Regions from separate parts of the Homo sapiens genome. Here region 1 is linked to region 2. A link is an interaction called in ENCODE POLR2A ChIA-PET data of the cell type or tissue named here. Cell type or tissue: IMR-90. All regions are shown on one strand. Links, peaks and the distances in the headings refer to the core of each region. The heading gives the core; the rest is flanking DNA. Region 1 holds the start of LOC124905175 (a long non-coding RNA gene). Region 2 overlaps DMD (dystrophin).

Region 1 (15,539 bases), core at 2,808-10,807, 88 kb after region 2:
GCAGTCATGCATATCCAAATGAGGCATACTCCCTAGCTATTACAAGAGTCCTGTCTGGCTGCAGGCATTGACTGACTTCTCCTTTTTATCTCAACTTAAAATCAGTGCCTTGCTCCCATCCAGTGCCACATGAAATCCAAGGAATCAAAGTGTAATCTCCGCTGCCACTCCTCATGTTCAAAACATGGACCATTATGCAATATTAAAGCATGAATCCTGGAACTCTGTTAATGTTGTGAAATAGGTGAGTAGTTAGCAAGAATTACCATTCTGACAGTGCAGTGGAAAAACTTCATTCATTGTAAAAAGCAGGGAGTTGAGTTTCTATATGGGGTTGCCTTTCACGTCCCCTCCCCTTGCAGAGATAATGAAAAAATGCCCAGCTATTTTTCAGATGTGATGTTTACTTTCTTTTCCAAGAGGTTCTTTGGAGGAATACACAGAAATATTTTATAGAACCACAAAATAATAGAGGTAAAATAAGCTTTGGAATAAAATAAGCAAATAAGACTAGTTTCTAGTCTACGATTTCTGGGAAAATGCGAGAACTTTAGTTAAACTTGTTTATTTTATTCTAGGTGAATTTTATTAACTTAAAGGATCATAAAATAATAATGATCATCTCTACTTTTAAAATCCACATTTCTATCAATTATTATATGCATATTCCAGTGTGTACAGATAAAAAGATATTCAAGTACAACTAAACCTAGAGATTTCATCAGAAAATAATCCCCAAAATGAGCTGCTATTGCAAAATGGAAAATATGATGTAAACAGGCATTTTGGGCTTTCAGATAAACAGCATAAATTTTTGAACAGGATACGTCTTGTTTTCCACAAAGAGAAAAACAAGGTGTAGTGAAGAGCGTTGAATTGTGTCTGATTTCTGATCTTGCTTTTAACAAATGAGAACGTCTCAGCTAAGTCAACCAGAAACTATTTCCTAATCTATAAATTAAAGGGTTTGGCCTAGATAATTTCTAGTCTTTTCTGGCTTCAACCCCTCCCTGCTTACTCTCTCTCTCTCTCTCTCTCTCTCTTTCTATATATATATATACACACACACACACATATATATATATATATATACACACACACATATATATATATATATACACATATATATATACACATATATATATGTATATATACACACACATATATATATATATAAACACACACACATATATATATATATATTTTTTTTTTTCTTTTTCTTTTTGAGACAGAGTCTTACTCTGTCACCCAGGCTCCGGGTTCAAGCAATTCTCCCACCTCAGCCTCCCGAGTAGCTGGGACTATGGGTGCATGCCACCACACCCGGCTAAATGTTTTTTGTATTTTTAGTAGAGACGGGGTTTCACCATGTTGGCCAAGCTGGTCTCGAACTCCTGGCCTCAGGTGATCTGCCTGCCTTGGCCTCTCAAAGTGCTGGGATTATAGGCATGGGCCACCGCACCTGGCCAGATTGCAGGTATCTTTAACAGGTTGGAGTGTTACCTGAATTTTCATCAATCTTGGGAAACATATAGCTGCTAACAGTTTTAACTTCCTACTCTATGTTTAACTCGTTTAACATATTAAAACACGCAGACAATATTAAACTGCAGCAACACATGGAGAAGAAAAGCATCGTGGAAATGGGGTAAGATGGGACTCTAGAAGTGTTTAAAACCTCCCATGCTGAAATTTTAAGTAAATGTTGACGGGCAATGGTTAAATTGTAAAATAAATGAATTTGTTGTCACTGAAATTTAGAATACTCCTACCTCTTCTTATGTTTTGCCCTTTTAAGATACAAATTAAAATTTTTAAAAAATAGAAGAGCTCAGAAATAAAGTGATGGGGATAATATGCATACCTATACTACCACACTTTTCCTTTCACCAGTTACTTTGGAAAGTATCCTATGGAGTTTTGATTTTAGTAGAATTCATGTGAGGCAAAAGATGGCTTATTATTTCTATTGTGTAAAATCTCCAAACCACTGGGCAGTTATAAGACTTTTTTTTTTTTTAAGCTCAAACACAGGTCAAGGCTATAGGTGGGAGTTCTTGAACAATAAACAAAGTGAGAAATGGTCTTAATTTTTTGTTATTGCTGCTTTGAATGACACACAGACACATGTACTAACACAGGCAAGACTCTTGCTGCACGGATATATGTATTTTTGTAGAAAAGATCAAACTAAAATGAATTCACTGCCTGGCATCATGTTTTCATCTGCCTTCCATTTTCCACAAGGGTGTACTCCACTTGCTTAGACTTAGGCAATTTAAAAATTCTTGATCTTAATGTCCTCTAAAATGTACAGACTTTATAGCTTAGATTTTAAGAGACACCATTACCTGACAGGGTAATGACAGTTTTATTTGCACTGGTGACTGGATTTGCTGTGATACTTAAGCAATAATACAAATAAAATGATAATTTTTTTGAGAGGATGTCAGGGAAGGAGAAAGAAAAGAACAAAATGCATCGCATTTAACTTGGTTTAAAAACACAACACACTGCAGCTTCCCAAAGCTTCTTATTTTACTGGAAAAAAAAATCCCTTAGCAATTCATCTTCCTTTGGGCGCATGAATGACATTTTACTGTGATGTGATTATAAGAAACAAAATCCCTCGGAGATGCTGCCTTAAAATATTTTTCTTTATAATGTTCTGAGCTCGACAAACCTTGGTAGAAAACAGAATACTCTTAATTATGAATAAATTAACTAAATTAGTAACATGAGATGGATATGCAATTAAGGGATTGTTAATTGAAACTGGAAACACAGCTGTATACAGCTTAGAGATGAATCATACCAGTAATGACGCAGATGTTTATAAAATGTGATTATCTTTAGTGGAGACAGCGCTGCATCTCCCAAGCCCATTCTTATATTGTGTCACTGAAATGGTTTTTAAACCCGTGAACACCAGGAATCAGGATCTCAGGGACGGCAAATTAGGCTCCCTGGATATGGGAATTAGTGTTGTCTGAATGTCAGCAATTTGATTCTCCAGCTTTCAAAGAATGTAGATATGGAGCCAACAACAAACATCTGTTAGTTGCATGGTCTTCAAAAAAACAAAAACAACCAAAAGTTGCTGGCAAACCAGTCCCTGCTTCAATCAGAGAAGACGGTAAAGTATCTGTAAACAGTCACACTGCTGTGTGTGACTGTTAGAAACATATAGAAAAGAGAACCCCAGGGCACAGTGCCAGAGACCTTATGCACAAATGGTAAATGCCCCCTCTGCTGGCAGAGGCTCTAAAACATTTTCTGCTCTTTTCCCGGCAGTGAACCCAGAAGAAAAAACAAAATCTTCACAACTAAGGAAGCAGTAGGAAAATGCCGTCATTACACTCACTGTATGTTGAAATGTACTAAAATTATCAATATTCTGTTGCACTTTGGAAACTTCCGTTTTTTGCTTATCCACACCATTTTCCCCCATGTGCAATTCCCATTTGCCCCAGGGAAGGGAAATGTCTCTATGGTTCTAGATTTTAATCGAGTTACATGATCTCTGCATAGACTGTGATTGGACAAGGTTGAGGGGAGACTGGATACTGTGTCCTAACCATAGTTTAATGATTATGGAATGAAGGGCTCAGCTACATAGACTAGTCTTTGGAAATCAGGTTTTTGGTTTCTGGACAAAGCTTGTGGCATTATTCAAACCAACAACTATTAGGCTGGATGGTGCTTACAAAGATGGAAGATGGTAGACATCAGTTTTTTACGTAAAGTGCAAACTAACCACTGTAAGGTGTAGTCAAAAAAGAAATAATACATAATTTTAGATATTGACCAACAGAAGATATATTTGTCACCTTAGCTTAGCTTCTCTTTCAAAATTATCAATGTCCTTAACAAAATCTAGTGCTGTAAAGGAAAATAAAACAACAGATAGTCTGACATTAGTTAATACTTTCCTCTATCAAAAGGATGCAGAAAACTTAGGGCATCCTCCTTGAATTCAGGGGAGACCTTTTACTACAACGTTTAACGAAGTATTTGGATGACTTGAGGCTCAAATAAACAACTCAGTTTTCCACTGTGTTGACTGTGGGCATATGGGGTGTAGCTGAGTTGTGAGTCTGTTAAAAGAAAATACACTTTCAGGAATGAATAAGGAGAAAAACGCAAACACATAAAAAGACACACCACTATATATAGTTTTCTCTCTATGTTGGATACCTATAAATGTGGGATTTGTTGAATTTTGATCACAAAGTCTTTCTATCCTATGTGTTAGTCTGCACAAGTACAGGCTTTGCCTATAATTTCAGTATTGATTTGCTGTTATACAGGTTCCAACTTGTCTAAATTTCATTACCTGAAGGGACAGCTTGCAATTCCATATACAGGTATAATAAAAGCAAGATGAGTACATGCATACTGTGAGCTCTGAAAAGGCACTTTTTCTACAATGGCTGTGCCAAATTCTTCATGAGACTGTTATTCTGTTGCAAATGGTGATAAGAAAGCCAATATCATACATTATTTACTAGCATTTGTACTAATATTTTCAATTCTGAACCTCATTATAATCACACTTGTTTCAGAACCCATTTGTGGACATACCCAGCTATTTGCCTAACTAACAGCTATTTACTTCTTGTTCCTTGGTAAAGAAGCTCAATTATGTTCAGATATTGGGCAACAAAGGACACAGCTCTGAGGAAAAAATTAAAATCTGGTCTAAGCCAATCACAGTAAGCTTGTTTCTCATAGCCAGTGATTGGCTTAAAGAGGTTCAGTGAGATCCAGTTCTAGTTGACACATAAGAAGAAATTTGTTGGGGAGCTTCTGGGAAACGTTTGCTTTTCCAAACACAGACACACAGGCATGAGTACACACACACACACACGCACACAATACAGTTATCCTTGAACCTTATTCCTTCTTGCCTTGGTTATTGTTGTCTGCGGATATGTTGCTTGGCGCAGTGGGAAGCCATCTTGGGACCATGAGGAAAAAGACAAGAGAATCCCAGAGAAGCTGACCTCAAGTCTTGATATAGCTAATCTGTTGAATTAACCAGCTCTAGGTCTGATGGTCTTTGGACTTCAGTTTATTTTGATTAGTGGTTCTCAAAGTGCAGTTCCTGACCACAGGAGTAGCAGCATAACTTGGCAACCTACTAGAAATGTAGAATCTCGGACTCCACGCTGGACCTACTGCATCAGAAACGCTGGGAGCAGCCTGCCAGCCTGTAGTTTAACAAGCCCCCAGGGGATTCTGATGCATACTAAAGTTTGGGAACTGTGCTAGATTATCAAATGTCTCTATTATTTCTAATGTGTCTATTATTAACGATAGGGTTTTCACTTCTTGCCTGATTCCACTGGAGTTCGTGTTAAAAAAAAATATATTCCCAAGTCTATTGCATCAGAATCTCCAGTGAAGGGGCTTGTGAATTAATAATTTAATCAAGTGCCCCTGGTGATTCTTATGACCAGAAAACCTTGGGAAAGACAAACTTAAGAACTTTAAAGTCAGGTATCTGTTACTGGCCTCTGAAAGTATTCTAACTGACATTCCATCTGCAATCTCCTGTTTCAACTGGCCGCAGCTCCAGGACCACTCAGGTAAGCAGATACTAGCTCTTGCCTTGGCAAATATATTATGAAGTCTTAGCTTGGAGAGCCTTTGACTTAAAGTGAGGTTTACATTTCTAAGATGTTGGTTTCTTGACTTAACTGTCTATTTGAATTCCTGATCTTTTCCATTCAGAGCCTGTTTACCCGAACTCCCCACTTCAGCTACAGTCTGAATTCCTAACCTCGTGTACATTCTTGATCAGTGTTATCTGGTGGCCTCACCAACCCTGCCAGAATTTCAGAGCCCCTCTCAAGTAATTACAGGGGTAATCATGCATTCCTTAACTCTTAGGCTGCATTCTTAGGGGGCAGATTCCTACCTACTAACCTTGAACCTGCTGATGCCCATGAGGCTGGCATGAAAGCAGGAACAATTAGTCTGTTAAAAACTAAACATATATTCCTGAAGTCTGAAAAAAGGTTCTACTCATCCAAATAGAAATAATTGAGAACTCTAAAATATTTAACTTTAAATGGTCTGGAATCATCAATGTTCTTTCAGGTTGAATGAATATTTTACATTAAAAACTTTCTGTCCCTTGTTTACTTGGCCAAATAAGGTAAAAAGGTCAAAACAATCTTAGTGAAATTGTTTCCTTATGAATGACAAATGTAAAGAGTCAAAAGAGGAATTAAGGTAAATAATTTAATTATATTTCATCTCCCCTAATTACATGTTTTTCATTTGCTTAGATATTACTTATTTCACCTCTGCTGCCTTCCCCACCATATACCCGATAACTCAGTCATTCCAGACTTATAAACTACCTCAGGTTATATCAGATCTTCCCAGACCTGGTTTTCTTCCTAGAAAACCATTCCATTTTTTTCTTTACCTCTTGGAACCCTACTCATTGCTCGAGTCTAAGCTCAAATGTCACCCCTTGTGCAAAATTTATTGCTAACTCTTCTGCACATTAATATCATTTCTGGGGGGCTCACATCTCTAGTGGAGCCCTTGTAATACTGTATGTAGTTCATGTATTAATCATCTTTGAAGGGAGCCTGTGTCATGTACATCTTTGTCCCTCCTATTGGGTAGAGGGTCTCGAGACTAATGTAGTCACTGATAAAATACTGAACTGAACTTCATGCAAAAGTGATTTCTGAGAAAAGGCATTAACCAAATAGTGCCTTAATTTTATTACTTGTTTTGCAGGTTTTATGTACTTAATTGCAAGTAGGAGGCTAATGAAAAATGTTTAGTTTTTGCAGTGTGGTGGTGGTGAGGGGCATCCCAGCTTGAGTGGTAGAGGTCCCAGCTTAACACAGAAATTTAGATAAATGTGGCAAATTGGTGGGATGGGCAATGTATCTCATCTGCACTGAGAGAAAAGCTCAAGGTGTAACCATTTCTGGGGCTACATGTCTAGTCATCTCTAAGAGATTGGTGGCTCCCCAGACATCCATTGCAGGGACACTAAGGAGGTCTCTTAGGAGAAGGCGTAATGAAAGAACATATTATAAACCAGGTGCTTTGCTCAGTAGAAAAGCCTCGGTCAACAAGAGAAAGAGAAAGAGTGGTTTTGAGAATACTGTGGTGTCTGCTACTTAGATTTATCTTCTGGTTCAGTCATATCTGAGTCCCATGCATCTAAGTCAGAATTATTTGCAAGACCATGTGCCAGATGAGATGCTTTCTGCTGCAGGTTGTAGAAAACTGATATGGGTTGGATGTTTGTTCCCTTCAAATCTCATGCTGAAATGTAATCCCCAGTGTTGGATGTGGGGCCCGGTGGGGGAGACTGGATCATGGGGCTGGATCCCTCACGAATGGCTCAGTGCCATTCTTGCAGTAATAAGTGAGTTCTCACTCAGAGTGAGTTCATGTGGGATCTGACTGTTTAAAAGAGTGTGGCACCTCCCACCCCCTCACTCCATCTCTCACCATGTGACACGCTGGTTCTCCTTTCACCTTCCACCATGATTGTAAGCTTGCTGAAGCCCTCACCAGAAGCAGAGGCTGTCACCACACTTCCTGTACAGCCTGCAGAACCATGAGCCAATGAAATCTCTTTTCCTTATAAATTACCCAGCCTCAGGTATTCCTTTATAGTGATGCAAATGGAATTAACATAAAAACCCAACACAAAATGTCTTGACTAGTCAAGGCCCACAGAGGCAAAGCTGCTCCAGGACTGGGTAATCCAGAAGCACAATGACATTATTCCAGGTTCCTCCCATCCTTCCATTCTGCCATTCTTGGTGAACTGTCCACATACTCACAACGTAGCTACTGAAATTCTGATCTATTCACTCGTTCATTCAACAAATATTTACCACGCTAAGATCTATTCTTAGGTAATTTGGATACATTAGCTAACAAAACAGACAATATCCCTGGCCTCATGGAGCTCACCTTCTCATAGTGAAAGACAATTTAAAAAAGTATATTAGGCCGGGAGTGGTGGCTCATGCCTGTAATCCCAGCACTTGGGAGGCCAAGGCGGGCAGATCACGAGGTCAGGAGTTCGAGACCAGCCTGGCCAGCATGGTGAAACCCCGTCTCTACTAAAAATAAAAAAAAACTAGCTGGGCGTGGTGGTGGATGCCTGTAGTCCCAGCTACTCGGGAGGCTGAGGCAGGAGAATTACTTGAACCCAGCAGGCGGAGGTTGCAGTGAGCTGAGATCATGCCACTGCACTCCAGCCTGGGCGACAGATTGAGACTCCATCTCAAAAAAAAAAAAAAAGTATATTACACATGTTAATCCTGCAGAATGAGTGTATGATAGGAAAAACCAGAAAAAACAGGACAGATGTTCCTTTTGCTATATATCACCCTAGAACTTACTGGCTAAAAATAACCATTTATCAGTATTGCTCATGGTTCTGTGAGTTGACTGTGCTCAGGTGGGTGTTTCTTGCTTGGGTTCTTTCATGTGTTTGCAGTCAGATAGTAGCCAAAGCTGAATTGATCTGAAGGCTCCATTGGAATGGCTGTTACAGTTTTTTCACTTGTACATCTGGCTCCTCACTTGGGATGGCTGCGGATCTTCGGCCAACAGCTGGGGGCTAGCCACGTATTTGTCTTTCCATGCAGCTTCCCCATGTGGCTAGCTTAGATTTGTGGCTTCTTCATGTAGACAGCACAGTGGCCTTAGAGTAGACTTAGTACAGGGCAGATCACTTTCCCCAGAGTGAGCATTCCAGAAGACCAAGACAGAAGCTACAAGACTCCTTCTTATTTAGCTTTGAACTTCTTGCAGAATCAATTCTACCTCCTTCAGTTTGTTGTACAGGAGCAGCCCAGATTTGGTGTGTTCCTCTACACAAGGAACAATTGCCTGGAGACATGATTCACAGGGAGGAGGGAGTGCCTTCCTAGAAGAGCTATCATAAAAAGGTAAGTGGGAAATGGATTCAGATGGCTGGGAAGAGGGAGATGGGGCAGTTGCTGTCTAATTAGTGTGGTCAAATTTTAAGAAGGTTTTTTTTTTTTTTAAGTTGAGATTTGAATAAGACTTGAAGGAAATGACAGAGTTAGTCACAAAGATTTCTGGAGAAAGAATGTTCCAGGTAGAATAAAGAACTACGCATAGTGCCCGGAGAAGGATGCCTGTTTAGTTCTCTAGACGAGAAAAACCTTTCTCAGAAGGTCCCTTAGCTGAATGCCCTTTGTATTTTATTACCTAAAATTGCGTAATATGACCATGTCCAATTCCGAAGAGGGCAATCAAGACTGCGAGAGCACCATGAAATAGCTCAGGACTATCATTATGTATTCCCTTGGGTTGGGGCTTCCCTTGATGCACATGATATGCAGAGGAGGGTAGATCCTCAACAAGCCTGGTGGCTGCCAGCAAAGGAGAAGGGTGTATATGGACACATTTGGGGAAAAGAAAACAAGAGTATCTTTCTTCCCCACACCCTGGGGATTAAACAATACTCCTTTTGGGCCTGTCTAACAGGACAACTCATCCCATTTTCCCAGCCCTAGATCCTGACTATCAGCAGAGAATTCTTGTGCTTGGTGTAAGAGCAGAAAAGGCTGGAAAGGCAGCGATAATGACCAGGATCAGCATCTAACTCACCCAGTGGCAAAGGGGCCACCACCCACAGAAGGTTTAAAAGTGTACACTCAACAGATAAGCAGTAGGTAGCATTCATAATGGGAAAATATGACTCTGAAAGAAAATTTTTATGTGGCACTGAGATACTTTGAGATGCATGATCAATGAAGGACCTAATTCAAAGAGGGTAACATTAAAATTCCCAAGTACAGCACAGCCACAAAAGCTGTAGCCACATGGGCAACTTTACTGCCCCTACAGTTTAAGTGTCTGATGGGAATGCCAGACCTAAGAATTGGAATTGGGGGTCCTGACTTGTTTGAAGCAAGTTAAGGTCTTTTTTTTTTTTTTTTTTTTTTTTTTTTGAGAGGGAGTCTCACTCTGTCACCAGTCTGGAGTGCAGTGGCATGATCTCAGCTCACTGCAAGCTCCGCCTCCCAGGTTCATGCCATTCTCCAGCCTCAGCCTCCCAAGTAGCTGGGACTACAGGCGCCTGCCACCATGCCCGGCTAATGTTTTGTATTTCAGTAGAGACAGGATTTCACCATTTGGTCAGGATGGTCTTGATCTCCTGATCTCGTAATTCACCCGCCTCGGCCTCCCAAAGTGGTGGGATTACAGGCGTGAGCCACCGCGCCTGGACAAGTCAAGGTCTTTTTATATTTCCTCAGTGTCACTTACAATAATCCACCTACACTTGATTTTCTCTGTTACAAAAAGATAGTATATTAAAAGGTAGTTCAGTCGATATTTATGGATGGAAACAGAGGTGAATATTTAGAAAGACTAAATCAAACTGAGATAATAAAGAAATATAAGCTATAATTCAGAGGAATGGAATGCCAAAAGTAAGGGGAGTGGAATCTGAAGTTCATGACTATGCTCTCATATTTTTTTCCTGCCAGCTGTTGGTAGAAATTATTATTATGATGATGATGATTATGATTATTATTATTTTGAGACGGAGTTTCGCTCTTGTTGCCCCGGCTGGAGTGCAATGGCGTGATCTTGGCTCACAGCAACCTCCGCCTCCTGGGTTCAAGCCATTCTCCTGCCTCAGCCTCCCGAGTAGCTGAGATTACAGGCATGTGCCACCACGCCCAGCTAATTTTGTATTTTTAGTAGAGATGGGGTTTCTCCATGTTGGTCAGGCTGGTCTCGAACTCCGGACCTCAGGTGATCCACCCGCCTCGGCCTCCCAAAGTGCTGGGATTACAGGCGTGAGCCACTGCGCCTGGCCAGAAATTATTATATGAAACTAGAAGCCTGTTCAATTTTAACAAAAGGATGCAGATATGATGCAACTGTTGAACATAAGACAAATTAAAATATTTTCTTTCTTTTCTTTTCTTTCTCTCTCTCTCTTTCTTTCTTTTTTAGATGGAGTCTCCCTCTCTACCCAGGCTGGAGTGCAGTGGCATGATCTCAGCTCACTGCAACCTCCACCTCCCGGGTTCAAGTGATTCTCCTGCCTCAGCCTCCTGAGTAGTTGGGATTACAGGCATGCGTCACCATGCCTGGCTAATTTTTGTATTTTTGATTGAGACGGGGTTTTACCATGTTGGTCAGGCTGGTCTCGAACGCCTGACCTCATGATCTGCTCACCTCGGCCTCCCAGAGTGCTGGGACCACAGGTGTGAGCCACCGCACCTGGCCCAAATTAAAATATTTTCATTGCAAATACAAAATACCAAGAGGTTCTATATATAATCTTTGAAAGTACCCTTTCTATTTAAAGATCAGGATTTTTTTTCACATGTCTAGAAAGAAATTTGGTTCAATTCTATTCACTATGTATTTATTGGGAACCCATTAGATGTGTAATATAATCAAATATCAATAGATTATAGAAAAGAAGAGAGTCCTTTTTCTTACAACCCAGCAGGGCGGAAAGGATTAAATTCTTCTTATAAAGGGAGAACAAATAGATTAGAAAAGACGCTGCGTAGTCAAGTTCAGAAAAGTGAGAAAGTTTAGAAAGGTTTCATAGAGATGAACTGCAGTTCTAATAATAAAACTTAACATTTTTATAACATTTGATAGTTTCGGAAGCAGTTTCACAGACCTTATCTCATTGCTTCACATGGACCTTGTAAGACAGGTGGGATTTGGATAAGTAGTTCCTTTAAAAAATGTCTTCGAATATTGTACATTTAGACTGACAAATGCCTTTATTAGAATAAAGGGAAAAGGTATGTGAGAGACATAGAGAGCAAATTTTGGGTTCTAGTTCCACAACTAACTAGCTGTGTGAACTATGAACTATCATGTGGTGTCTTTGTAAACTCAAGGGTTGGATTTCTGGACTTTCTGTGCTGAAGTGTAAAACTAAAAATATTAAAATATTCAGTAATTCAAAGTGGATATTTTAAAAGCAATGAAACATATCAGTAGATTCAATTGTTTTCTTATTTATTTTTATGATTTGATATTTTATATTTTTAGATTTCAATTTTTATTTTAGACTCAAGGGGTACATGTGCAGGTTTATTACATGGGTATATTGTGTGACACTGAGGTTTGGAGTACAGTTGAACCTGTCACCCAGGTAGTGAGTATAGTACTCGATAGGTAGTTTTTTCAGCCCTTGTCCCACACCCTCCTGCCCTTGTCACTAGTGCCTGTTGTTCCCAACTTTACATCCATGTGTACCCAAAGGTTAGCTCCTGCTTATAAGTGAGCACATGCATTATTTGGTTTTCTGTTTCTGCTTTAATTCGCTTAGGATAATGACCTCCAGTTCCAACCATGTTGCTACAGAGGACATGATTTCCTTCTTTTTCATAGCTGTGTAGTATTCCATGGTGCATATATGCCACGTTTTCTTTATCCAATCCACCATTGATGGGCACCTAGGTTGACTTTATGTCTTTGCTATTGTGAATAGTGCTGCAATGAACATATGAGCGCACGTCTTTTTGGTAGAAAAATTTATATTTCTTTGGGTACATACCAAGTAATGGAAGTGCTGGGTCAAATGGTAGTTCTTTTTTTTCTTTCTTTCTTTTTTTTTTTTTTGAGACAGAGTCTTGCTCTGTTGCCCAGGCTGGAGTGCAGTGGCATGATCTCGGCTCACTGCAACCTCCGCCTCCTATGTTCAAGTGGTTCTCCTGCCTCAGCCTTCCGAGTAACTGGGATTACAGGTGTCTGCCACCATGCCCGGCTAATTTTTTTGTATTTTTAGTAGAGATAGGGTTTCACCATGTTGGCCAGGCTGGTCTCGAACTCCTAACCTCAGGTGATCCACCCACCTCGACCTCCCAAAGTGCTGGGATCACAGGCGTGAGCCACGACACCCGGTCATTTTTTTCTTGGAGTTTTGGCAAAACTATTTAAGTGTTGGTTAACCTTATGAAGCCACAAATTTAGATGTAAGTACTACGTCTTCAGAAATTATAGTTTTTTTCCCCTAATTTTTCTCCTCTGGTATAACTTTCTGCTTATTTTTATAGTTTTCAGTAACATTTTAACTTAGTTTTATGCATTCATCTATTCAAGACATTTATAGAATGCTTACTATATGAAAGACACTGCCAAATGTCAGTAGATGTGGTATTCAGGGCCTCTGTCCTTATGGAGCTCACATTCAGATAGGGGAAACAGACTTTCATTAAACAAGCCACCAAACACATAGCTATAGATTTTCGTAAGTGCTGTGAAGAAAGCAAACAGGATGCTCTCTGTGATAATGATGGGAAATCTTCCCTAGATGTGACTTAATTATACATTAACTCTGCAGTCCATTACTTCAAATGATCCCTAGTTATTCAATTTACATACTGGAATTTTACAACCCTGTTTAGTTAGTCCCAGGCTTCAGGCCATTTAAAACAAAAGATATAGATGAATAGAAGAGTCACTCAGCTTGTCTTCATCCTTCAGATCTCGGTCAAAGGTCACTTTTATTGGGAGGGTGTCCTGATTGCCCTTTCCTGCCTCTCACCCTTACTGCAGCGCGCGCGCACACACACACACACACACACACACACACACACACACACACACACACACACACACATTTAGGTCCTTACTATATATTCTGGTAGTGTCCTGTATTTTCTTTCCTGACACATTTGTAATTATTTTATGAGATTTAAAAAATTACTGTCTGTCATCCCAAGAAACCATAACCTCCATGAGGGCAGAGAAGGTCTGTCTATGACTGAATCCCTATCATCTCAAACAGAGTTTGGTAAAGAGTAGACACCAGAAAAAAATAATTATTGAATGAATGATTGAACAAAGGAGGATTTCCGTTCACTTCAGCAAGACTTTGATGATTCAACCCTCTTGGTCCTACAGAAGAGTGATTCTAGTTTTTAGTCTGTGAATGATTCAGGCTCTGAGTTAAACAGGCAATTCTTGAGATCGTGGTCTGAAATTCATACAACCCTCCTACTTTAAATTTCCTCAACTCATGATCCAGGTGATTCCTGACAAATTAATAAATGTGAGAATGATGCTGTTCTTTTTGTTTAAAGGGTCGAATCATAAATGAATAGGAAATGTTGTCATGTCAATTCAACTTTTTATCAGAGGAGTGGTACTGCATAGTTAGGAGTTCTGACAGATTCCCCAGGCAGACTGTCTGGGTTCAAATCCTGGCTCTCTCACTTACCTGATATATGACCACAGGCAAGTCACTTAACCCTTGGGCTCCTCATTTTTCTAACCTGTAAAATGAGGTTAAAATTGTACCTCCCTCACTGGGTTACGTGAGGCTTAAAAGCATTAGCACATGCAAAAGTGCTTATAATTGTGAATGGCATACAGTAAGTGCTAGGTAAGTTCTCACTATTAATCTCAGTAAGCGTAATGCTCACTAAAATTATTTTCAAATTTATACCATATGACTACATTGATTGTCTGAATAAAGTAAAACTATGTATAAAGGCTGTACTTCTGATATAAGAATCATCTTCTAATTTATTATATTTCCACCCTCCCGTCTCCTTTAGTAAATTAATTAATATATTAAGGGAGAGGACAACTTATATCACAGTGATCATTATATTAAGGACATTATAGCATTTATAAAAATAAAGAAGTATTATGATAAACTGTATGAATTTGAAATTCACTTTGTGGTATTTACCTTTAAAAGTAGCATTTCTGAATTTCATACGCTAGTTTCCATTCCCCTTTATGGAGTTGGCTTTAACACGCAGCTTCTCATGTGGCCTGAAAGGGGATTCTTTCTACTTTCTAGAGGAATGTGCTGTGAAGGAGGAGTCGGGAATCTTACTGGCGGCCATGTGAGAACAGCAGCTCTTTGAATGCTGGGTATGATGTAGCATGGGAACTGTGAGCAGCTACTGGCGGAGTGTTTCACATGCAGCGCAGCGGGGCAGTGGGAAAGGCAATGAAGAAAACAACCAGTGCAAACAAATGCAGAAGAAAGGGTGGGGCGGGGTCAAACTCCAGGGAAGGAGAGAGGTCAGCCCAGAGAGACAAGAACACTTACAAGAACAAAGAATAAAGCAGTGAGAAATTGGAGACAAGGGCAAATGTCAGTTGCAGAATAAGGGAAAAGGACAAGAAAACATGACCATCATGGCAATTTTAAATGCCTGGAATTATATACATGTTTCTAGTAAGGAACTAGAGGTCTCAGGAAACTAAAATAAATACATGCATGCATAAATACATTTTGCTATTTAAACACATTTACTAGGAACACATTCCATTTTTAAAAACAATAATAAACACACTTACATGGATTACCATAATAGCTAGCCTTAGAACTAGCAAAAATAGTTCCCGATTAAAACAAATTAGAAATTAGTATATAAAGATCAAGCAATCAAGTAGCCTAATTAATACTTTATAATGATTTGGGTTCACTTTATAAAATATCTGAAAATAATAATATGCTTTTCATTCTCTTAAATTCATAAATATTTCTTTGGCTCCTGATGGCTTCA
Region 2 (15,539 bases), core at 2,983-10,982:
GAGCGCTCGATACTTTTTAAAAATTCCAACTCCTACGTTTATAATTATTTTCATCATTAATGTAGCTAGTTATCAGGATATTTATCTCATTCACGAACTTACTGCCAATGTGAGGAATCCCAGGGTAACCAGGAAAGTGACAGAGACTTTCCATGGTTCTAGAGTTAAACTGACTGTTAACCACCAAAGCATGGGACCAGGGAACTAGTTAAGGAAATAATCTTTCTTCCTCTTTTTCTAGCCATTTTCTGACTCTTTAAAAAATGTTACGCGGTTCTCAGAGTAATAAAACATGAACGGAGACAAATCTTCCTCTTGGCATTCTGATGCTGATGTTTACTATGAAAATCAACTGTGTTTTATCATTATATACTATATTAGTATTGCTTCAGAATTCAAAATAAATAGCTAAATATTTTTAGAAATAAATAAAACATTCTTGTTTAATTTCAATTGTTGGTTCTGATTTTTAAACTAAATTTTTACATAACCAAGCTTACTATTTTTTTTCCTATTTAAATTGGTGTGGGTGATTCATGTTAATGGAATTCTCTGACCTGAAGTTATGTGCTGTCTTGTTTAAGACATAAGCCTTGCTGCCCCCGCCTTTTTTTTTTTTTTTTTTTTTTTTTTGCCTGAAGATAACAAGGTTGTCATGAGCTTTTGTGTTGGGTTCCAGGAATAACTGAAGATGCAGTTCAAAACTGAATCTTCCTCTAATAGATGTATCTGCTCCAGATCTCCTGGACCAAGTCTTTTGAATTACTTTCTTTCCCTTGATAGCTGGTCTAGGTCGAATTCTATAACATGAACTCCTTCACTTTTCACCTCCTGAGAATAAATCCCTTCTGTCCCTAACTCACACCATAAATGAGCTCATTTCATTCCATTCCTCTTCGATTTTTTTTTTCCACAGACATTTCCTGCTCAGACTTTTTCTTTCCCTATCAAATTGCCCTCATGTTGACTAATCCTTCAATTATTCTCTCTCGTCTGCCTATTTCTATCTCATTAAAACATTAGTGCTCTCTAAAACCTATATTTATATTCATTATACATACGTAAGAAATCCCTTTTCTGAACAGAAGGGCGGTAAGGAGACTACACACGAAACTGGAAAGGGAGATATTCATCTTTTTTTTTTTTTTTGGATACAGAGTCTTGCTCCGTCACCCAGGCTGGAGCGCAATGGCGCGATCTCGGCTCACTGCAACCTCCGCCTCCTGGGTTCAAGCAATTCTCCTGCCTCAGCCTCCCAAGTAGCTGGGATTACAGGTGCCTGTCACCATGCCCAGCTAACTTTTGTATTTTTCAGTAGAGACGGGGTTTCACCATGTTGGTCAGGCTGGTCTTGAACTCCTGACCTCAGGTGATCCACCCACCTTGGCCTCCCAAAGTGCTGGGATCACAGGCGTGAGCCACCGCGCCCGGCCCGAGATATTCATCTTATCAGAATGGCTAAGTAGAAGGGAGAAACTGATTTTTCATCACTGAATGCATCTTGTGACTCTTGCTAGGTGAGATCAGGGACCAAGCAATTATAAACATTCTTTGCTAAGTTCCTATCAAAAGGAATACCCTCTACTTTGGATTTGCATGTAGCCTCAGGGACAATATGCGTTAATACTCAACTAGATAGAACATCTCCTTTCTCTCACTGTGGAATGGATTCCTCCCTTCCATTCTACTCCCATTGCACCCACTATTTACTACCACTGTAGGAGGTCATTTTTTATAGGTCTGTCTTTTGTGATTGGTATTTAAATGTCCCAAGGCAATAATTCTCTTTTTATCTTCATATTTCAGGTGACTCGTTTTTGTTAATAAATATAGGAATGAATGAATGAATACTACAGGCACAGTAAGTAACAATGCTACAGGCACCATGTCACTTCTTAGCTCAGAATTCTATGACTTCCCTTCTCACAAAGCATATATGCCAAAGGCTTTTAACGATAGCCAACCATAGTTGATAAGACCCTTCCTCGTCTGGCCCTTGGTCACTCACTGACCTCCTATCATTCACCATCTTTCTTCCTTGGCTTCAGTCATACTGGCTTCCTTGCTATTAATATTTCTCAAACCCTCTAAGCATGCTCCATCTTGGATCCTTTACTTTTACTGTTTCCTCCACCTGGAACACTTTGTCCCCCAATATCTGACTGGTGTACTTCCTCACATCTCTACTGAAATGTCACCATTCCTGACCACTCCACTAAAAGGGTCCCCTTCTCCCATCCTCTAGCCCCTTTAGCCTGCTTTATTCTTTGTTTTTAAATCAAACTTATCATGACCTGATTGTCCATCTTCTCTTGTTAAAATGTAAGCTCCACAATAAATAAACTTTGTTTTATTTACTGCCGTTTCCCCAGTTCCTAGATCAGAGTTTGATTTACATTGGTCATTCAACAGACATTTGTTGAGTAACAAAGTGAATCAATTCTTAACTGACTGAAGATAAAGTGAAGTTCATTAACTCTTTCTGGACATTAGACTAAGCACCAGGCTAAGTTCTTTCATTTTATTAGACTGGGAACAATCTTTTAAGTGCCCAGTTATTCATTCAATCAAGGCATATCCTGCATCTAATATGCAAGATGTTGTGTTAGATGCAAAATTATTTTTAATAAAAAAGTAATGCAGGCCCTATGCCCTTAAAGTGCTCACACTCCAACATATTTCCTTTCAAGATCTATGTTACTGACCATCTTACGTTCTAACTCTTGCCTGTCATGGGCATGTATGCTGCTGAGCTTAAGGTTTAAGGTAAGAGATTCATGTAATTTTATGCTGTCCCCAAAGTCCTTACCTATTAATGGAGATCATGAGGTTGGACACCTTAAATAATAATAATCACTACTTATCCTGAACAAAATAATCAACCTCATTATGAAAGCAAGAGTAAATCAAATTACCCAGTGACTGTAATGGGCCTATTATAATACCTTTTTCTTAGATGCTTCTAAATGCCTGTCAATTTCATTGCCCCCTCACAGATTGGCTTCCTCCAGGAAGCCAACTCTAAGGCAATGATTAGAGAGCAGGATAGACAACTGTGGAAGGGAAGTGAAAGAAACAGGAATAGAAATAGGGAGAAGTCAAGGTGAATGCAGACCCAGTGACAGTCTCATTCAACCCCATGGGAGCTCTTGAGCTAGAATGTTAATGTTCTCCTGAGTTGGGCCAAAATGGCCAGGTCATTATTCCCCTACACTGATCAGGAAGAGCTGCCCCTGTAAGGGGTATGATCTTGGGTGAGGCAGCTGATGCAATTCCTGAAGATTGTCTGCTGAGGACACTCCCTTTCATCGAGAGACTAAAGGGTCCCTAAGGATGCAGAAAAGCAACTTCAAATAATTCCTCAGGCATAGGTCACTGTATTTAGTGTTCCACATGACTTTCATTACCACAAATTGTGCAGGCATTGGTATAAAGGAGTGATTCTCAACTAGGGGCAATTTCACCCAACAGGGGACATCAGACAGACAATGTCTGGAGACATTTTTGGTTGTCACAGCTAAGGGAGGGGAGTGCTACTGGCATGTAGTGAGTAGAGGCCAGAGATAATGCACAGGACAGCCCCCAATAATTTTTGCCCACAGAGGTGTGATCCCACCATTTCTGTTGCGCAAAGCTTTGTATTCTAGGACAGATGACAAAATGCTACCCCAGGCCAAACTCACAAATGCCTTCATTTTCTGAGTAGTGTAAAAATACACTTTTCAGAGCCAGCATTCCACTAATTATCTGGCCCCAAATGCCAATAGTGCCCAGGTCAAGAAAGCCTAGTTTACAGTCTGGCCTGTGGCCTGTGAGATGGCATTACCCTTAGATGGATAATAAATAACTAATCCAATCAGATGCTTTGTCTTGGAGAGCTTGAATGTAATACACAGAGATAAACAGAGATGACAGATGGGTGGGGAAGTTTAAAAAGTCGGATAACAAAGGAAGAAAATGGAAGTCATAAGAAAGTAGAAACTATAAGTAGAAGGTGTTAGGTGGAGAGAAGAGAGAAGATATGATACTGTAATAGTCTGAAGTCTATGGCAGCAAATGCATATACAGAAAGAAGCAAACATGTTTCGTGGTGTCTGTTGTTCCATGTTATTCTTTTCTTTCTTTCTTTTTTTTTTTTTTTGAGATGGAGTCTCGCCCTGTTGCCTAGGCTGGTGTGCAATGGTGTGATCTTGGCTCACTGCAACCTCCGTCTCCTGGGTTCAAGCGATTCTCCTGCCTCAGCCTCCTGAGTAGCTGGGATTACAGGTGTGCGCCACCATGCCTGGCTAATTTTTTGTGTCTTTAGTAGAGACAGGGTTTCACCATGTTGGCCAGGTTGGTCTCCAACTCCTGACCTCGTGATCCGCCCGCCTCAGCCTCCCAAAGTGCTGGGATTATAGGTGTGAGCCACCGCGCCCGGCCCATGTTATTCTTCATGCCTCTCTGTATCCTGAAAATGTTCCTTATCACCTAAGCCTATCCCTGTCCCTTACAGCCTTAAGGAGACATAGCACATAACAGAGCAGTACCTGCAGTCGCCTGAAATCAAGATGATTTTTACTGCAGATATCTGAAAGTCTATTTAAAAATCTAGAATGGTTTTTAAACCAGGAACAGTTTATGTAAGTCTACTAAAGAACAAAATGCCTTTTGTCCTCACTTCAAAGTTCTCACCAGAAAGTACTTTGTAATCCCAAACTGGTTGTGTTCTGAAAATGGAAAACATCCAAATGGAAAAACGAAAGTAATGATTCTTGCCCACAGGGATGTGATCCCACTATTTCTGTTGTGCAAAGCTTTGTATTTTGGACAGATGACAAAATGCTACCCCAGGCCAAATTCACAAATGCCTTCATTTTCTGGGTAGTGTAAAAATACACCCTTCAGAGCCAGCATTCCACCAAAATAGTGCCCATGTTATAAAACTGATTCAGAACTCTGGTGCTGGTCTCTTGGCCCTAGCTCCTCATGAGGCCCAGAAGAATCTGTCACAATGAGGAAGATGAAATAAGAAAGAAACAGACATTTGTCTCATCTCTTCCATGCCACCGGGCTAATTTCCATGTAAGTCCGTGACGAAGGAGTGGTGGTTAGTGATCCAGCTAAATGCGCCCATTCAGCTCTAAAGCCAGATTATGCATGGGGTATGATAGCAGCTTCATAAAGTCTAGGAGAGGTTAATACTATTGTTGTTCCACTCAGATCCCTTTTACTGAGCTGGTTCACCCAGCCGCAGTTGTTGTGAGTGTTGGTTGCTAAGGCCTCATTGGTCCTTTCACCAGAAATCCTCCCTTGGCCAAATGGGAACTGCTTTGCTATCTCCTACTCCCCAGAAATCCACAGCCAATGACTAATTCACACGGGAAAATAAAAGCCCAGCCCTGGCTGGGCGCGGTGGCTCACGCCTGTAATCCCAGCACTTTTGGAGACCGAGGCAGGCGGATCAGGAGATCAGGAGTTCGAGACCAGCCTGGCCAACCTAGTGAAACCCCGTCTCTAGTAAAAATACAAAAAAAAAAAAAAAAAAAAAAATCCAGGCGCGGTAGTCCCAGCTACTCGGGAGGCTGAGGCAGGAGAATAGCTTGAACCTGGGAGGCGGAGGTTGCAGTGAGCCAAGATCACGCCATTGCACTCCAGTTTGGGTGACAGAACAAGACTCCATCTCAAAACAAACAAACAAAAAGCCCAGGCCCCTTATCTCAAAGTAGGGACAATTTGTTCTCCAGAGCTCCCTGTGGGATCAAGCTGAAGTGAGTCTCTTCCTTCCCACTTAACTCCTTGACCAGCATCCTTCTTACTTTATCCTGCTTCCCTCACTCCCTTTCACCTGAACAAATTACTTCTACAAGAAGCCCCATCTATCTAAATAGGGCTCTACTTCTAGGGATTTTACCTAAGGCTAGGGTGAGCAACTATCTTGGTTTGCCTGGGACTACAGAGATTTCCTGGAAAATGGGAATTCCAGTGCTAAATCCGGGAAAGTCCCAGACAAACCAGGATGAGTGGTCACTCTGCAACGCACATAAATATTTGGATCCTGAGCATCCTTCCTGCTAAGTTTATGAAGATTCTTTGCCTACAGGGACTTGAGTGATCCAAATAACATAGATAAATTAGTCATTTCTGGGAAACCATCTATGCACAAAAAAAAAAAAAAAAAAAAAACAAAGTGCCCCAATTTGTAGTATTTGCCAATTTCCATGGAGTAAATCTTCCCACTATGCCTGATTTCAAGCTACCAAAGGTAGGCTTAATAACTAGCTCACAATTCCTGTATATTTTACAATTGGCTCTCTTGAGCCATTGTAAGCCAGCCCCAGCACAGAAATTCCCATAGCAGAAACAAAAACGTTCTGTTTCCTCATGTGTTCAAATTGATGGGATATATAGGGCCAACGATGCAAAATCTGGTTGCTAATGATACTGTAAAGCAAATAAATCTGAGAGCTTATTGGGGAGTATACATTTGAGCTAAAGGAGAAAAGGGCCATGACAACACATTTTAAGAAGAGAATATAATTATTACTGCTGTAGCTGCTTTTTATGGGCATTGGAAAGGCTGTCTTTGAATTTATAGGGGCATTATCAGCATCACTGGTAGGTCACATGGCATTTGTCCCAAATTCCTAACACTTGGGACAACATGTGACTGCTGAAGAAACTGGCTCAAATCATTTCACCCTGAGATTTTACTTGAAAGAGAATTTTAGCCTGCAAATCATCTCACATTGGACCTGCAAAATTCTTTCTGACTTTTATCATGATGGCTTATTTTGATGTTTTTATTTTTTTGAGATGCAGTTTCACTCTTGTTGCCCAGGCTGGAGTGCAATGGCGCAATCTCGGCTCACTGCAACCTCTGCCTCCTGGGTTCAAGTGATTCTCCTGCCTCAGCCTCTCGAGTAGCTGGGATTACAGATGCATGCCACCACGCCCAGCTAATTTTGTATTTTTAGTAGAGACAGGGTTTCTCCATGTTGGTCAGGCTGGTCTTGAACTCCTGACCTCAGGTGATCTGCCCGCCTCGGCCTCCCAAAGTGCTGGGATTACTGGCGTGAGCCACCGCACCCGGCCTCATGATGGCTTATTTAAGCCAATCTGAAGCTTTAAATTATTGCCCCACTCATATTTCAAATTGTCTGTCCCCTGAGGACACTGGTAGCATAGGTTGGAGCACTGTTAAGTGAAATGTCAGCAATTATTAGATGTGCTTAAAGGTTTCCCCTATTTTTTAAAATTAAGTGTGTATGTGTAGTGGGGAATGTCCAGGATGAAAGCTTGGCAACTCTCAAGATAGAAACAAACTGCTAGGCCCTATGTATCAAGGAGAAACTGTAAAAGCTTGAGTCACTTTGACAAGAGAGAAAAAGACTTAACCAGGGATATGATTAAGGCAGTTAAGATTGTAAAGCCTGCAAGAAATAATGGATCAGTTATTTCTTTTTACAGTGTCTCATAATCTGAGAAGGTCACTCAATGAAACAGCTTTTAAATTCAGAATAAATAGTAAAAAGGAAATTTGTCTTTCAGAGTCCCATTGCCACTGCAAGAGGTCACTGGTTAAAAGCTGGAGTATAAAATGTTACCTTTATTGTTTTTTTTCCATTACAAAGGTAGTACATGCTATTACCAGAAAATTTGTAAAAGTAAAAAGAAAGAAATGATGCAATAACTGTTTGTCTTTTGGTATCTTTTTATTTTCCATTTTTCCTTTATGTGTACATTTCTGTTATTTTTATTTTATTTTGTAATATAGTTGTGATCATGCTGTAATTTTGAAGTCAGCCTTTTCCCTTAATGTATTACATGGTACAGTCGACTTTGATAAAAACGACCATATAAAGTTATGAATGCTATTAGTCTTTGCTGAGAAGCAACAGAAAAGGTCACATTATTTATTGAGTGTCTACTATGTGATAGCCACTATGCTAAATCTCATGCCTCTGTGTATTATCAATGTCAAGAGTGAATTTACCTCTTCTTCTTTTGGGTATAAGACATAATTCATTCTGTAAATATTTACTGAACATCTACCAAGTACCACATACCACATTAGGTACTGTAGAATATAACTGTCAACAAGACTAATACTATCCTGACATTTTAGAGATTAAGGTCTATCTTTTTGATTATTTATCACTCGTTAGTTATACAAACAACTATTGAGCCGTTCTAATGTGCAAAACACTGGACTTTCAGATTAGATCCTTGGAAATCATCTTCAGAAAGGAGAGGAACTACTTATACTGACCATTAAATGCAAGAGAATGAATGAAACTTTCATGACTAGTTTGACTCTAACAGGCATGCATTAAGTTATACTATCAAGCTGATAGTAATAATGATACTAATGCTAAAGCTAATAGCAAACACTTGAATAGCACTTACTATGTTCCAGGCACTACTCTAAGGGTTTTACAAATATTAACTGTTTGATCTTCACTGTAACCCTATGAAATAATACAGCCATATTTCACCGAATTCAATATCCCATTGGTCGTATGGTGCATTCTGATTTCAGAACTGTTGAAACGTGGGTGGAAAAGTGTGTCTTACAATTGACCAAATATGTTACTATTATCCCTATTTTAAAGATGAAGAATAAAGAGAAAGAAAAAAGCATAAAGTGTCTGAGTCAATATTTGAACCCAGTCAGTTTCATTTTACAGCTTTTACTCTTAACCGCTATCGATACCATTTTGATAAGGCAGTTTTTAGCCCAGAGGTGTTGAGAGAAAAATTTAGGTTATGTAAATCAACTTAGGATGGCCAAACGAAGAGGAATATACGAGAGAATAATCGTTGGCAATAGCAGATAGACTAGACAGTTATTGGCCTGGGCATTTCTTCTTAACGGGTAAGGCAGTGTGATGTGTGGCTTGGATGTCCAGAAACTGGGTTCCAGTCCCAGTATTATAACTATCTTTGTGACCTTGGTTATGTCATTTGATCGTTCTGCACCTATTTCATTATCTGTAAAATAAGGAAAGGGCTCGAATGATTCAATGTTTCTCAAACTATTTCGACTGCAACCCACAGAAGAAAAACGTTTTACACTGTGATCTGGCGTGCGCGCGTGCGTGCGCGCGCGCACACACACACACACACACACACACACACGCATGTACACACATATCTAACAAATTAACCACCGCCAAAACAACACTTAACCTTGCTTAGGTAATGCACTCTGATATTTTCTAATCTGTTCCATTCCATTCCATTCCATACCAGTCAAAAATTGTTGGTTGTAAGTCATTAAACTGATTTTAGGATTTGCTAATGAGCCACACCTCAGAGTTTGGAAACTACTGGTATAGATACTTTCTAAGCTTATCTCCAGTTAGGAAACTCCACAGCACAAGAGGGCTCCTGGGTGGGAGTGGGGCTGGGAACTTCAGTAAAGAGAGGGACTTGACCCTTTTGCCTCATAAATACTCATTTTCTTTTTAATTGGATCACGTTTCTACAACCTTTAGCAGAAATTTTTTGTCATTAAAGCATCTGGCAAATACCACATTAAGGCAAAGATTCACTGTGATCCATGGCATAAAGTTTAGTGTGAAATTAACTGGTGTGCCTGAAAAAGGCTTCCACAGTCACCTAAAACTGGAGAACTATAGACTCCTTATCCTCTTAGAGTCTCAGTGTATAATAAAAATTCCAAGAATTCTAACAAGAAATAAACTTGCTTATCTTTGAAACCTAGTGTTTTTCCAATCTTATTAATCAGTACTATTTTTTTCAAGGGACAGTTATCAAAACCTAATATAACATTAATGTTTTAAAGAACCTGGCTTGGAAAATATTCTTTTAAGGGACCTCTGGAACTTGTAAAATATTAAGAAAACCATGGATTCTTTTTACTGTTATAGAATGATTTCTCCCTTTACCCAAATATATAGTGATCTTTCTTGGTGAGAAAAGTAGAATTTAGAACAGAAGACCAGAGAATTGAAATAATGGTCAGGAAAAATCTTTAAATTCTTTTTTTGAGACAGAGTCTCTCTCTATCACCCAGGCTGGACTGCAGTGGCATGATCTCAGCTCACTGCAACCTCCACCTCCAGGGTTCAAGCCATTCTCCTGCCTCAGCCTCCTAAGCAGCTGGGATTACAGGCGAGTGCCACCACGCCCAGCTAATTTTTGTATTTTTAGTACAGATGGGGGTTTCACCAGGTTGGCCAGGCTGGTCTTGAACTCCTGACCTCAAGTGATCTGCCCACCTCAGCCTCCCAAAGTGATGGGATTACAGGTGTGAGCCACCACGCCCAACAAATCTTTAAACTCTTCAAAAGAAAAGGACAATTTTCAGACTACTATGCCAACCAATGAATACTTTAGTACTTTCTTAATCACAGACATATGAAGAGACTGACAATATACCTACCAATTATACATATATAACTATAAATTAGTATATAATTTAAATAATTTAAATGATAATTTTATTGTAAATTATATACATATTTGAAGTCACACTATTAGAATTTCTCCTTTTTCTTGGTTTAAGTTGTAGAAGTCAATTAGGAGTAGCAGTGTATTAAAACTAGAAGTAAGGACAAGTTAGTGTCTATCAGCGGAGAAGGGTCATATTTCACAATGCTTTTCTCTTCTCATTTTCTCTTAGATCTAAGATAAAAGAAAAAATTTCTTTAACATGTAGAGATTGGGCCACCAGGAAGAAACAGTGAATTCTTTTTTTTAGTAAAAGGCTGCCTCTGTCTTCTGATAAACAACAGACAGCTGGTAATGTAATTTCCAAATAATTTCCAAAGGGGAGTGTGTGTGTGTGTGTGTGTGTGTGTGTGTGTGTGTGAGAGAGAGAGAGAGAGAGAGTGCACACACGTGCGAGACAGAGAGAGAGAGAGAATAAGATAAACAGAGACAGTAAGCATGTTTACGCTGGCGGGTGCAATTAGTAGTTCCTCCTTATTTTTCTTTTCTTTGTAATTTCTAAGCTTTAGGAGCCACCCTATTATTATTTATAGTAACCTGAAAGCACATTACTAAACATGTATCAACTCAGGCCTGTCTAAAAAAAAGTATCAATTCAAATTCATTTAATATGACCTTAGAGGAATATTTAAAACATATTTTTATTCATTGGTGGGGGGAAGCTGCTTTTATAGTAGCAAATACGTGACTTCAGAGATGTCCTGCTTCAAATATGGTGATTTTTTTTTTTTTTTTAAATTTAGGGTCAGGGTCTTGCTCTGTCACACAGATTGGAGTGCGGGGGGGGGTGGATTATGGATCACTGCAGCCTTGACCTCTTGGGCTCAAGTGATCCTCCTGCCTCAGTTTCCCAAAGAATTGGGATTATAGGCATGAGCCACACCATGCCTAGCTCAAATACGGTTTGGATGGCACACCCAATTTCTGGTGCAATTTTCTAGAGGTAAGTTTGGCAATACACTTGAAAAGGCTTACGAATGTAAACATTCTTTAACATGACAATTCCACCTTTAGGCATTTATCCTGTAGAAAGAATCTGAGATATTTGTAAAGGTATAAAAAGGATATTAGCCATAATGCTCGATATAATAAAGATTGTGAAATAATCTTTATATTGAGCAATTTAGAATTGTGTTGGTAAATTTGGTACAGCCACAGAAGAGAGTATTAGCCAGTCATTAGAAAAATTACTCTGAAGAAGAATATTTAAACACACGAAAATATTGGAAAGATAGTTTTAAGGGAAAAAAGCAGCTCATAAAACTGTAGCATGTTTTTATCTGCGCATGGTTTAAAAGAAAAGAGAGAGGCCGGGCGTGGTGGCTCATGCCTGTAATCTCAACACTTTGGGAGGCCTCAGTGGGTGGATTACTTGAGGCCACAAGTTCGAGACCAGCCTGGCCAACATAGTGAAACCCCGTCTCTACTAAAAATACAAAAAATTAGCCAAGCGTGGTGGCGTATTCCTGTAATCCCAGCTACTCGGGAGGCTGAGTCATGAGAATCGCTAGAACCCAGGACGGGGGAGGTTGCAGTGAGCTGAGATTGCACTCTGTCTCAAAAAACAAAAAAATAAAAAAATAAAAGATAGAACCTTGATACACACACACACACACACACGCAACCACAAGAGAAATACAGAAAGTATATAAACCAAATTTCTGATAGTGATTATCTCTGAGTCATAGGATTATGGATACTTTTTCTTTTCTTGTTTGTACTGTGGGCTTTCCAAATTTTTCTTGATGTGTATAGAGTACCTTTGTAATTTTAAAAAGTACAATGTAAAGAAACAATCCATCCTTAGTCTCACCGTCCTATTTCTTAAATATCCCTTAAACCAAGTTGGTATTTTCTTTATACCTGCAAGCAAAGCTTTTAAGCGTATATTGATATTCCACATGGGCATCCAAGAGACTGATGACTTCCGGGGCTGGCTCCATTCAGGCAGGTAGATCAGTCTCTTTATGAATACCTGTGTCTAACAGGCCTGACCTTTCTGGAAGTGGGCACTGATGTGATATGGTTTGAAAGGTGTGAGAATGCTCCCCTTGGCCCCTCAAAGTTCCTTCCTCACAGCTCAGAGCTTATGGCCGATGTTCTACCACCTCAGGCTTATGGATTTTCACACTAATAAAATGCAAATAACCCAGGAGAAGTACACATTAAACTTTACCTATCACTTGGGTTAAATGAGTATATCATTTTCTGAAAATAGGTTTTAATGGGTAAGACATGGGAATTCAGAGGGGGAGTCAGGGAGAAGAAAATATGAATGAATATACCTGGTGTCTGAGGAGTAATTAATATTCATAATAGTACTATTTTTTATTTATGGTTTATGAGTCGCTTAGGAGTATGTTATCACATTTAATCTCAATTAAATCGAATAGAATGGCTGTCACCAAGGCAAGTTAAGTAGACCAGAGATTTGGAAAGATGCAGAAGACGAAATCTGTAGCCTTTATCATTTTTCTAGAGCCGTTCCTAAAAGCCACGATCCCACTCATTTAGATAAACTGCTTTAACTTATCCCTTTTTCTTGGCAACTCCAAAGCATTGTGAAACTGTGTCCAAATAACTAGACCACATGCGGATAATAAAGTTAGAGCCAGTCCAGAAAATAAGATACTTCTTCTTAATCTATTATCGATGTATGACAAAAACACAGGACCAACACCTTCCAGGAAATTTTGTTCAAAAAGACAACAGCCAACTGGAGACACACATGACAACATCTACTCAAATACTTTAAAGTATTTGTGAGCGTGGATCTTTTTATTAACCCGTGGAGAATGGAAAAGAAAGGAAATGATCAGAAAATGGCAATGAAAGAATATGGCAGAAGAATGGAGATCATACAGAATTACTTCCTCTCTATAAAATATATAAATTAAGTAAAATTACAGTGCGATGCTTAAAAACACAGACTCTGGAGCCAACTTCTTGAGTTTCAATCCTGGCTCCCTCATCTACTAGCTGTATGAATGTGTGCCTCAGTTTCTTCATCATTGAAATGGGTATAATAATGGTACCTACCTTAAGGGATTGAAGGGATTGCTATAAGGATTAAACTAGTTAAAATCTGTAACATTTCTAGGCACAAAGTAATTGCGTTAAAATGATGGATAAACCCTCATATATACTCATATATGACCACAAGGAAATACATCAGAATGCTAACAGATGTTAACTCCATGTGGTAAAGTATGGCTTTTTAAATACCAAAAAACTCAACACATATACTTTTATAATCAAATAAAAAGTGGTATAAATTAACATTAATCAGAGGAAAACAGGTGCTTGCCAATTTAATATGCAATATTGTATAAATAGGATTTTCTAATACTTAAACTTTCAGTTAACCAAGGTTATTTCTCTTAGTATTAATTATAAAAACATAATTAATAAAATAGCAAAACCAGTAAATAAAAAGAATGGCTAGAGGTCAAGAACAAAAGGAGAATACAAGGCTCACGAATGTAATCCTAGCACTTTGGGAGGCCAAGGCGAGTGGATCACTTGAGGTCAGGAGCTCGAGACCAGCCTGACCAATGTGGTGAAGCCTCGTCTCTACTAAAAAAATACAAAAATTATCTGGGCCTGGTGGTGTACACCTGTAGTCCCAGCTACTCGGGAGGCTGAGGCAGGAGAATAGTTTGAACCCGGGAGGCGGAGGTTGCAGTGAGCCAAGATCACGCCACTGCACTCACAGCCTGGGTGACAGAATGAGGCTCCCTCTCAAAAAAAAAAAAAAAAAAAAAAAAAAAAAAAAAAAGGAAGGATGCAAACAGTTAGGGAAAGGAAATGCCCATAGGCTGAGGTTTCAACTTGGAGGCATAGTATTTATTTATTATTGATATATAATATTTTACATATTTATGAGGTAATGTGATATTTTACTGGCATAGAATGCATAATGATCAAGTCAGGGTATTTGAGGCATCCATTACTTTGAGTATTTGTCATTTGTCTATGTATTGGGAACAATTCAAGCCCTTTCTTCTTGGTACTTTGAAATATACAACACATCGTTGTTAACTACAGTCACTCTATTCTGCTGTCAAATGATATAACGTAGTCCTTCTATCTAACTGGATGTTTGTACCCATTAACCACCCTCTCTTTATCTCCCCCTCTACCCACACACCTTTCCCAGCCACTAGTATCTATCATTCTATTCTATGTTTATTATCAATTTTTTTAGCTCCCACAAGAGTAAGAACATGCGATTTTTGTCTTTCTGTGCCAGGGTTATTTCACTTAACATAATGACCTCCAGTTCCATCCATGTTGCTGTGAATGACATGGTTTCATTCTTGCAGTGTTTCATTGTGTACAGATACCACATATTCTTTATCCATTCATCTGTTGATATACACTTAGGTTGATTTCACATCTTTGCTGTTTTAAACAGTGCTGTGATAAGCATGCAAGTGCAGGTACCCTTTTGATATACTGATTTCTTAGCTTTGGGATGGATAACCAGTAGTGGGATTGCCAGATGGTAAGGTAGTTCTATTTACAGTTTGTTGAGAATCTTCATACTGTTACTAATTTACTGTTACATTTTCATCAACACTGTAAAAGAGTTCCCTTTCTTCACATTCTCACCAGAATCTGTTATTTTTTGTCTTTTGAATAATAGCCATTCTAATTGGGGTAAGACGATATATCATGTGGTCTTGATTTGCATTTCCCTGGTGATTAGTGATGTTGAGCATTTTTTCATATACCTGTTGGCCATTTGTATGCCTTCTTTTGAGAATTGTCACTCATTTCATAAGGCAGGGATCATTTAATGAATTATTTAAAGAATTATAGAGTCACAGTAACATATATTGGATGATCATATTATAATTACATGATATCATAATTATTAGCTTTATGAACTGAACTGATAGGCAGAAATTAAAAACTCAAAAGTATGTTTTTGCTTCAGCAGCCCATATACTAACATTGGAATAATGATACAGAGAATACTAGCATGGCTCCTGAGCAAAGTGTTCCACATTTTTCAAAAAGACTCAAAAATATTAATATGGTTAACATTTGAGAATATAGTGCAGGAAACAATTATG

Evidence for each region. ChIA-PET counts read pairs that join two places held together with the same protein. Peaks named below come from ENCODE experiments on the same cell type or tissue, not always from the same donor. Only the 100,000 strongest peaks of a DNase experiment are listed, where the experiment ranks them.
Region 1: POLR2A ChIA-PET joins it to region 2 with 10 read pairs; 4 of 35 experiments call an interaction of 5 or more read pairs at or near these places.

Annotation. Positions count from the first base shown.
Region 1 is chrX:31,420,842-31,436,380 of GRCh38, forward strand. All of the region lies in intron 60 of DMD (dystrophin), which reads right to left. It overlaps LOC124905175 (a long non-coding RNA gene), which reads left to right and starts at 5,498. Exons shown (of 3, transcript XR_007068211.1): 1 at 5,498-5,591; 2 at 8,833-8,948; 3 at 9,537-11,971. RefSeq lists an enhancer at 14,724-15,234. In IMR-90, for the core only: a CTCF peak has its summit at 3,259 (motif pointing left); a DNase peak (open chromatin) is centred at 2,860; H3K4me3 peaks cover 346 bases; H3K27ac peaks cover 420 bases.
Region 2 is chrX:31,332,801-31,348,339 of GRCh38, forward strand. The region is part of intron 61 of DMD (dystrophin); the gene reads right to left. It also overlaps the pseudogene RNU6-894P. Among named protein-coding and RNA genes, the nearest start is that of FTHL17, 270 kb to the left of the region's middle. In IMR-90, for the core only: no CTCF peak of the experiment used is centred there; no DNase peak of the experiment used is centred there.